Regions from separate parts of the Homo sapiens genome. Here region 1 is linked to region 2. Evidence: chromatin loops called from intact Hi-C (ENCODE). Cell type or tissue: PC-3. All regions are shown on one strand. Each heading gives the region's core, and the rest is flanking DNA. Links, peaks and the distances in the headings are about the cores only.

The links. Hi-C counts contacts between places; a loop is a spot of excess contacts. Peaks named below come from ENCODE experiments on the same cell type or tissue, not always from the same donor. Only the 100,000 strongest peaks of a DNase experiment are listed, where the experiment ranks them.
Region 1: it touches region 2 in a loop (2.0-fold over the local background); 7 of 110 quality-filtered maps call a loop at or near these places.

Annotation. Positions count from the first base shown.
Region 1 is chr13:95,621,065-95,626,446 of GRCh38, forward strand. DZIP1 (DAZ interacting zinc finger protein 1) reads right to left here. Exons shown (of 23, transcript NM_198968.4): 8 at 3,704-3,865; 9 at 1,279-1,416. Among named protein-coding and RNA genes, the nearest start is that of DZIP1, 21 kb to the right of the region's middle. In PC-3, for the core only: a CTCF peak has its summit at 3,076 (motif pointing right); no DNase peak of the experiment used is centred there.
Region 2 is chr13:95,534,184-95,539,565 of GRCh38, forward strand. It overlaps a transcript of CLDN10 not described here. Among named protein-coding and RNA genes, the nearest start is that of CLDN10-AS1, 3.0 kb to the left of the region's middle. RefSeq lists an enhancer at 1,112-1,406. In PC-3, for the core only: a CTCF peak has its summit at 2,660 (motif pointing right); a DNase peak (open chromatin) is centred at 1,278; H3K4me3 peaks cover 296 bases; H3K27ac peaks cover 731 bases.

The DNA.
Region 1 (5,382 bases), core at 222-5,221, 87 kb after region 2:
TCAGATCCCACTTAGGGACTACAGAAATGCTATAGCCTAGAGGCTCAGGAGAACTTTCTGAAAGCGGTACCTGCCCCCCTGGCTGAATACTAAAGAATGAGTAAAAGACAGGTCCCGAAAACTGGGAGCTGCAGGACAGGCAGGAAAGCAGCCAGAACCGAGGAAAAAGACAGAAGGGCATGTTCTGAGAGGCATGGGCTGCTGGGCCGCTGGAGTGCCAGGAAAGCAAAGAACAGAGAAAGATGGCCCAGGGCCCAGAATCCGAAGGACCCTGCGTGCTGGTAGGAAGTCCGGAATAAGGGTCACTGAAGGACTTCAGACAGGACAGGGACATGGTCAGCCTGACTGCAGTGGAGCAGGTAGATTTGGGTCAGGGAGGAAACATGTGAGCACTGAAGCAAGAAGCAGTGGTCCCTGTTTCCAAAGTCTACTTACCTTTTTTAGAATGACCCAGGCTTTTAAAAAAGAATCCTGAATTCATAAGCTCTCATCTCTATTTGCTTCCTAGTTTAAAAAAATTGTTCCCCTAAACCGCTGTCACTTCCAAATGAAAGTGATTATGTTTGATAAATGTAACAGATCATCAGCTGACCAGTTAGCAGTGTGTGTGTGTGTGTGTGTGTGTGTGTGTGTGTGTGTGTGTGTGTGTGTATTTATTTATTTATTTTTTGAGACTGAGTATCACTCTTGTTGCCCAGACTGGAGTGCAATGGCGTGATCTCAGCTCACTGCAACCTCTGCCTCTTGGGTTCAAGCAATTCTCCTGCCTCAGCCCTCCGAGAAGCTGGGATTACAGGCATCTGCTACCACGCCCAGTTAATTGAGCCGAGGTGGGCGGATCACCTGAGGTCAGGAGTTCAAGATCAGCCTGGCCAATATGGTGAAACCCCGTTTCTACTAAAAATACAGTTAGCAGTATATTTAAACTCTAAAATTAAATCTGGTGCTTCAATATGCCCTTCTACACCTTTTGAAATTGAGAGCTACATCTGAAAGATGAAAAATGAATAGCTAGGTTATACTAACCAATTCAAATTGACTTTATGGAGAGAAGAAACAAAACAGTTCTGCCAACTGTTGTGTATGCTATTTGCCAACAGCAAGCATGTAACAAACACCTCTTATGATTTAGGCATGCTGTAGGAGAAAAATAACAGCTAGTCACCTTCAGGGTTACTAAAAAAGACAAACACTTTTTCTGCAGATGACACTCACTGTAAATTACTTCACTAAGAAAAAGGAAGGCATCCACTGCAGCTGTCACCCACTTGCACGTACCTGACTATCAAGAAGCTGCATGACATTATGGAAATCCTGGGGATATGGAGAACGGTCTTCTTTAAACTCGTGTGCATCTTTTAATGTGCCTATGTTGGACTTGATCTGCATATTGGACTTCTGGATTTCTGACAGTTGCTATAAGATAAAATTCAAGCTCAGTACTACAGTTAGACTTTCATAAGATGGAAACAGAGAATAAAATCAGGGAGCACATAGCTGTGTTTTAAATCTGACTGCCCTCTTGGACGCTCCTGGACGCTCTTGGACGCTTCTCCTGCTTCTGCTTCCCTGTGGTTTTACTGGTTTGTTTCTACTGCTTGCTGGTCTTCCTATCAGAATATGTACAGGGTGAAAAAAGGGGAAGGAAAATCTAACTTTCTAATCTTAAACGAGTCTAATTTTTTTTTTTTTTTTGGAGACAGGGTCTCATTCTGTTGCCCAGGCTAGAGTGCAGTGATATGATCATGGCTCACTGCAGCCTCAACCCCCTGGGTTCAAGCAATCCTTCCACCTCAGCCTCCTAGGTAGCTGGGACTACAGGCGTGCACCACCACACCCAGATAATTTTTGTATTTTTTTTGTAGAGACAGGGTTTTGCCATGTTGCCCAGGCTGGTCTCAAACTCCTGGGCTCACACAACAATCTGCCTACCTCAGCCTCCCAAAGTGCTGGGATTACAGGTGTGAGCCACCAGGCCCAGCTGGGGCTTAAAATTTTTTATGGGCACTTAATAGGTACCAGAAACAGAAGAACTGAATGCACCTGGTTCTTAAGCTAGTTTAGTGAGAGGCCAACACTGTCCAGGGACCACATCAGTAAATCCACTGGGGACATAACGTTTTTAATTTTACCCTTTTCTTTTCATATTATTCCCAATGTTACTCATGGCAAAAACCCTCAGAAAACCACAGAAGGTAACACATTAACTTCAAAAACAAAAGTATGGGGGAGCGCACGTCTCCTCTCCTCAGTGTAGGCTGCTCATAGTGACTTCATTTCAGAAAGGACAGCAGGGAAAGGAGGAAAAAAGAGAAAATCTTCAGTGGAGAAACCTGACAAACACTACCACAGCCAGGTAGCCAAGGTCAATAGCAACAGTTATAAGTCATGCAGATTCGTAACACAAAGTCTCAGACAAAACATTCAACTCTACTGCTCCCACACAAAAATGCCACAGACAGAGCGTAAATTACCAAACATGGCTGTGTTTCAATAAAACTTCACTCATGACACTGAAATGTGAACTTTAATGAAATTTTCCTGTGTCACAAAATAGTCTTCTTTTTTTCCAATGTTTTAAAAATTTAAAAACTGGCTGGGCACAGTGGCCCACAAATGTAATCCCAGCACTTTGGGAGGCCCAAGTGGGAGGATCACTTGAGGCCAGGAGTTCGACACCATCCTGGCCAACATGGTGAAACCGTCTCTACTAAAAATACAAAAATTAGCTGGGTGTGGTGGCATGTGCCTGTAACGCCAGCTACTCAGGAGGCTGAAGCACGAGAATCACTTGAACCCAGGAGGCAGAGGTTGCAGTGAGCTGAGATTGTGCCACTACACTCCAGACTGGGCAACAGAGAGAGACTCTGTCTTGAAAAAAATAAAAAGTAAAAATGTAAAAACTATTCTTATGTCAGAGGCCATTCAAAAACAGGTGGTATGCTGGACTTGGTTCATGGGCCATTCGCCAAATCTCACGCTAGAGTTTAAAGAGTTTTAGGAAAGCCCTCAGGTGAATTCCAAAAATCTCTATTTTCGTTTATAAAACTTGTTGGCCCCTAGAGGGAGCTCAAGGACCTTCGCTCAGCTCCCTTCCTTTCTCCGTTTTCCCCAAAGAAGACTCAGGTCAAGTCTAACCAGGGAGCTTAGAATTCTTAGAAGGACACTGATTGATTGGCTGCTTTCTAAAGAAGCAGCTCAGGTATCATCTATGCATGAGGCTGGGGCTGTATGGACCAGGGCTGTTCCCACAAGGGAGAGGGGCTCACTTAGCCATAACTTGCTTGCTTTAGAGACCCCACCTGGGCCTGGGTTGAGGAGGGAGCCTGGCAAAGGTTCTTAGCCTTTCTGGGTCTGCTTCTTTCCCTTCCCACTGGACAATGGAAAGTTCCAAAACTCAGGGAGGAGTTTACAGTTCAAGGCTAACCTAACCAGATAAGAAAAGAGGGACCATCATAGAAGAGGGTCTTCTATATCTCACCACGAGTGTTCTGCACTGAAGTTTAAGGCCAAAGCTCCCATTCTCAGCAAAACATCTCTGACTCACTCTGTCTCCTCTATGCCTCCCTCAAGACTCTCAGGGAGAAGAATGTCTGCACGAGGGTAACATAAAGTAACTGCTGGATCCCCTGGCCTTAATGCCATCCTAACACCACCTCTCAAGGCAATCAATACCATAAGAACTTCTAGGTTTAATACTTACATATTCTAATGCTGAATTCTTCGAAGTTAATTCTTTAAATTCCTTCATAAACATCTCCTTGACTTTTTCCATTTCATCAACTAGTTTCTCCTTTTCTTCTTCTTTCCACCTGTCAAATAACTTCAAAAAGTCTTCCTCTTTTGTTTTCTGCATTTCATATTCCTGAAATTATTTTAATACACATCTTTAAAAGTTCTGGTCTGAAGAAAATAAGCAATATTTAAAATAAAAGTTCATAGCATCACTTCAAAAATGTTAGCTAGTATTGCTTATTTCAGTGAGGCTTGTAACAACATTTCCTATCATGGCAGGTCTGTGCACAATGATTTTTCTAAACTAAAGGCAGCACACAGAATCCTCTTGTCCTTACATCCCTTAAAATACCAACACAGACGCCCAAAGCCTCCAGCTTTTTGTGTTCTATGAACTTGTATAAAAGTCATGCCATAATATATAAAATGTAAATATACTTTAAAGAAAACATATATTGAGCAATAAAAGAACATTTGTTGGCACCATAACAATTTGGATAGTGTAACTTCATCCCACCCCCAGAAAATACAAATTCAGATTTACAGGAGCTAAATTCAAGGTCAGCACTTGATTTCTCAATGACCTTCAGGGTTTTTAAAATCTAAATTGAGAACTTGAACGACACTATATGCCAACTAGCCCTAACACACATATACAGAACTCTGTACCCAACAATAGCAGAATATACATTCTTCTCAAGTGCACATGGAATATTTACCAGGAAGACCTTTTTTTAAGTCCATAAAGTGTTTCTCAGATTTAAAAAGATCAAAATCATGCAAAGATTCTTCTCTGATCACAATAGAATTAAGCCAGAAATCAGTAACAGAAGGGAACTGGAAAAGTAGCAAATACGTGGAAAGTAAACAACGTGCTCTTAAACAACCAATGGGTTAAGGAAAAACTCACTAGGGAAATTGGAAGATACTGTGAGGTTAATGAAAATGAAAACACAACATACCAAGATTCATGAGATGCAGCCAAATCAGTGCTCAGAAATAAATTTACAGCTGTAAGAGCCTACATTTAAAAAGAAGAAAGGTCCAGGTGTGATGGCTATGCCTGTAGTCCCAACAGTTTGGGAGGCCACGGTGGAACGATCACTTGATCTCAGGAGTTTGAGACCATCCTGGGAAACATTGTGAGACCTCATCTCTACCAAAAATTAAAAAAAAAAAAAAATTAGCCAGGTATGGTGGTACGTGCCTGTAATCCCAGCTACTTAGGAGGCTGAGGTGGGAGGACCACTTGGACCTGGGAGGTCAAGGCTGCAGTGAGCTGTGATTGTGCCACTGCACTCCAGCCTGGGCAACAGAGAGAGAGTCTATCTCCAAAAAACAAATATAGAAGAAGAAGAAAAATCTTAAATAAATAACCTAGCTAGAAAAAGATGAACAAACCAAACTCAAAGGCAGCAGAAAGAAAAAAATTATGAAAATTAGAGCAAAGATAAAGCAAAGAACAGGAAAGCAACAGAGAGAATAGATGAAGCCAAAATTTGGTTCTTTACAAAGATCAACAAAACTGACAAACCTTCAGCCACCCCAAATAAGAAATGAAAGTGAGGACATGACTACCAATCTTGGAGAAATTAAAAGGATTGTAAGAGAATATAATGAACAATTGTACAGCAACAAATTGGATAA
Region 2 (5,382 bases), core at 276-5,275:
CAATTTAGCAGCATCTGCTATGTAGAAGGTTACATATGAAAACACACAGAAAGCATTGGGTGTCTTTTTTTTCCTTCAAATAGGAAAGAAAAAGAAGAAGAAAACATGGTTATAACCATATGAAGCTACTGCCAGGACGATATGTTAATAAAATAAATTTAAGAAAAGATTTGTTAAAATCAAAAGAGGAAAAATATTTGTAGAATTATAAAATCTTATGTGGTAAGGGATATTGTGGGTCATCTGGTCCACCTAAGCTTAACTATACTCCTGTCAAATGTATGAATATCTTTAGTAAATATCTTTTGTTATTTTACATTTTTAAAAATAACTTTTTATATCAAACCGTTAAAAATTCAAAAAAAAATCAATTCTCCATCTTCAGAAACTGATTGTTATATAAAGAATTTAGTATAATGCATGATTCACAGTGATAGTTATAATAACTACTACTAGTAGGAGTATTACCAGGAAACCTCTAAGTTGTAGTGCATCATTTTGATAAGAACATGTGTTTTGGATCATTTAAAAAAAGGGGATTAAATTATAACTCTGCCTCTAAATGGCAATACATCTTTGAGCAATTTTCCTAATATCTCCAAACTTCAGGGTTTTTTTTCTCCTGGCATTCAATAAACGGTAGCCAATCATGGTTATAATATAACAACAACAGTGAGGATGAATAAGAATCTGTGTTTATTCTCAAAGCGCTCACAGCTCAGCAGGGACATGGATACAAACTCCAATTCTGCGCAGTAAATGCAACAATGGAAGCACGCCACCAAGAATGAGAGAGTGACTCTCAGGCCTGGTCTATTGGGGGAGGAAAGAGTTTTTTTAAAAAGTAATTAAAAGGAATTCTCCAGGCTAATTAAGCAAAAAAGGCATCCTGGGTGGAAGAACACTGCCATGCATGCTTGCTATGATCCAGCAGAGTATTCCAAGGTGCAGCATGGCAGGTGATGGGCTGAAGATCCTAGGATACCTTTTGTGTCATGATAAGATACACAGATTTCATTCTGCAAGTAATGAGGAGCCCGTGAAGGGTTTTAAAGGGGTAAAGAAACAATCAGGCTTATCTTTTAGGAAAATCAGCTGGGGAGTCATATTAGAAGGGGTGAGCCCTGGGGCAGGAAGACCAGTCAGGCTAGTGGATGGAAGAGGTGATGAGGGTCTAAACTGGGAAGAGTAGTGTGGGCCTGGAGAGGTGAGAATGACTCATGGCAGTTCAGAAAGAGTGTCAACAAGATTGAGTGATGAGGAGTACAGAGGGAAGAGCGCCATCCAAGATGACTCAGGAACACTCATAACTTGCTTGGCAGACTGAGTGGGTAGACAAACAAATATGGTTCATGGTTCAGTGGAGAAAATACAGAAGGGAGCTGCGGGGGAGGTGGGGGTGAGAGGTTTAGTTGTAGACATAATTGAGGTCTCCATACCTGCGAGCCACCAGGAGAAAGGAGAAGATGTCCCATAGGCACATGGGACATCAGAAGAACTGATTCTGGGTCAGGGAATCCCATTATGGAGCCACCAGTTGGTTCAGGGAAAGACTGTGATGTGAAAAGGGGTAAGTGCCAAGTACAGAATGCTGGAGATACCAGCCCATGAGGAGACATGGAGACGAATCGTGGAACAGGCAGAGAAATCTAGGCAAGAATGGGGCTATGGAAGCCGAAAGAATAAAGTATTTCACAAAGAAGGAACTGAGCAACTATGAAAAAGGTGCAGAGAAAACAAACAAGATAAAGAATGGGGACTGTTCACTAAGTCAGGTAGCACAAAACCACTTGTCACTTTTGCCTATGGTGTTTCAGTGGAAAGGGAAAGGTAGGAAAGATGGCAGTGGATGGAGAAGTAGATGGGTGGTGGACAGAGAGACTGTGATACTGTAATAGACAAGTCTATTGAGATGGTCAGTTAAAGAAGAAAAATGAAGAATATGTTTTAAATGTCTCTCAAGATATCTTTAAATACATTTGTGTATTTTCCTAAATTTGAAAAAAAAAAAAGTCCTTAATATCTGCTTCATCTAAGCAGAAAGATCACCTGAGGTCAGGAGTTCAAGACCAACCTAGTCACATGGTGAAACTCCATCTCTACTAAAAATACAAAAATTAGCTAGCATGGTGACATACACCTGCAATCCCAGCTCCTCTGGAGGCTGAGGCAAGAGAATCGCTTGAACCCAGGAGGTGGAGGTTGCAGTAAGCCGAGATCACGCCACTGCACTCCAGCCCAGGCGACAGAGCAAGACTCTGTCTCAAAAAAAGAAAAAAGAAAAATCATCCAAGGGACAATTTATCCTTAACCATACAAAACTTACAGCCTCAAGAGGAAGATGAGCTTTGGCTACTGTTTTCTAGAGAAAATTGGTCCTAAAAATCATTACTTTGTAATGATTGTCACAATTTCTCAACACATCTTGATTAAAAGAAAACGATAGATTCCTAATTCAAGGCGCTTCATAGTGCCATCTATGCGTTGCAGTTACAAAATCTTCACCTTCTAGTTCTGTTAATACTGGCTTTGCAATGTCCTCACACCTGTTCTTTCTCGTCCTTTCCCACGGTCCTTACAATAAAACTGTTTATTTTTTAAAAACTGCATGCCTTTTTAAAAAAAAGTTCATATTGAAATGTCTTAACAATCTTTATCCAAAAGAGGGCGCAAATTTCTCATGAAATATAGTGCGGTATTTTACAAAATGTCTTTGCTGCTAGTGGTATTTAAATTTCACAGCTGCTGTAAGTTAATGCAGAAACACTATTCCTGCAGCATGTGCATGTGAATCCTGTCCTGTTGTGTGTGTGCTAATTAAGAGCCTTTTGCTTCTTTAGAAGAGTTTCAGAGCAGAGCTAAGGCTTGCTGAAGTAAAGAAGTAAGTTGAAGCTAACATTTTTTCTATTCTGGGTAGCCATATCAAATTAAGATAGAATATTTTAAAATTAAACATTAAGTGGGGGAAAAGAAAACCTCTCTGTTTACAATCTTCTAATTTTAGGATGTATTTCCATTCTACCACAGATTAAAGAATGCCTAATGAAGTTAATATAGTTCAGACTTTGTGTGGGGTTGGTTAATAGCTAATCAGTTTTGGGGGGGTTGTTGGTTATTTGTTTTGTTGCCAGAGCTGGAAACATTCATAATTCAATGAATACCCAGTATGCACGGCTCTTCTTGCGTACAGGAGGCAGTATGAATTGCGAACAGAGGGGATCAAGTGAATTCTGGTCTCAGCTATTACTGTAGCTTGAGTCCCACCATAATTTGTGTACGTTTTCTGATGGGGATGATATGCCAAAAAGGTGCTGAAGTAGAATTGGGTGTCATAAATATGAACTATGCAAATGGAAGGAAGTGCAAAGACGAAACCATTTTTTCAATGGTAGTAATATACCACAAGTTTCCCTTACTTAACAGAAATTCATTTAACCAAATTCTTTACTTGAAATATATAAATTAGGGTACCACTTCACTCCACAGAATGGCATTTCCAAATTTGAAGTCCTGTGCTTATTCTTGCTTCTGTAACTGGCTTGAATTCCAAATTCCAGGTTTTCCATCATAACTACCTGCCTGGTAATTTGCTGGGGTGCGGTAGCCATGAACACTCACCCACGAGTAACAAACACTCACCGGGGTAATTTGGATTGGCTTCCAGCCCCTAAAAGTGAAACCAATTATAAGTAGAGAATCCCTGAAACTTTATCTGCCAATTGATAAGCACTGGTGGCTATCAACTAGAACCCAAAACTACATCCTTCAGTGGCAACATACAAACAGCACTAAATGAGGGCAAATGCAGAGCTAAATTCATAGCCCTTTTTATGCACCAGTCTAAAACAACGTTGCCAAGAAGATCTGCAGAAATTTTTGGTAGAGAACCAACATGACAACAAGAGCCAAGCATTATTTCCAGCTTTCATTTGATTACAAATCTGTGACCCATTGACAAACTGTTTATTTCTTTTTTTTTTTTTTTTTTTTTTTTTTTTGAGACATGCAATGGCACAATCTTGGCTCACTGCAACCTCTGCTTCCTGGGTTGAGGCGATTCTCCTGCCTCAGCCTCCAGAGTAGCTGGCACCTTACAGGCGCCCACCACCACGCCTGGCTAGTTTTTTTGTATTTTTTGTAGAGACAGGGTTTCACTATATTGGCCAGGCTGGTCTTGAACCCCTGACCTCATGATCCACCCACCTTGGACTCCCAAAGTGCTGAGATTACAGGCATGAGCCACCACACCCAGCCAACAAACTGTTTCTATGAATTACCAACAAGCATTCATACCTCCTCTCCATATGTGATGATAGAGTGATATCAATTGATTCATCATATTGATTTCCTCTTGTCAGTGGCCAAACCTGCCTTCATCACGCACCCCATGCAGCTGCAAGGTCAATGTGTGTGTTCGCTCTGAAATCCTCACGCTGCATCTTGGCCAGCTTCCTCCTTTCCTGACCATAAGATCTGATCTCTTCTTCTATAGGGTAGAGCCTGGATCACATTTTCTTTTCTGAATTTCTGAGGCCATGACTCCTCCTCTTCCTCTGCCTATTGCTATAGCCAACACCGTTGTCCTGCTGTACCCGCTTATGGCAACAACCCTAATGCCTTAGATTCCATTCCTGTAGACTCCACAGAGAAGGCGATTTTTAAGTACTCAAGTTGTTTGATAATGCTGAACTTTGTAACATTTCTCTCTTTTTTTGAGATGGAGTCTCGCTCTGTCGCTCAGGCTGGAGTGCAGTGGCACAATCTCGGCTCACTGCAACCACCGCCTCCTGGGTTCAAGTGATTCTCTGGCCTCAGCCTCCCGAGTAGCTGGGTTTACAGGCACCCGCCATCATACCTGGCTAATTTTTGTATTTTTGTAGAGATGGGGTTTCACCATGTTGGCCAGGCTGCCCTTGAACTCCCGACCTCAGGTGATCCACCCACCTTGGCCTCCCAAAGTGCTGGGATTACAGGCGTGAGCCACCGTGCCCAGCTGAACTTTGTTACATTTCTAAAACATTTTATTGCTCTCCAAGAATAGAAACCAGATCAAATGTTTGAGGATAGCAATGTAAAAGTAGAGGGTACAAAGGAACCAAAGTCACTGGACTCTTAAAACAACACAGAAGAAAAAGTGAGGATGCTGGCATTACAATTGGATTGTGAATCTGTTTTCACCTTCAGTATTTATATTGAGACATGTGGGAATACAGTATTGTTTCAATATGCCTTCTCTCAAATGATCATTTTTTAGTTGGTACATGACTAAGAGGTTTGCTATATTCATTGGAGTAACATTCACGTTCTGAATTAATTTGCTTAGAAGATGAATCTGACTTTATAATAAAAATTTTAAAGGAGTCAATTAGAAAAGAGCAGCTG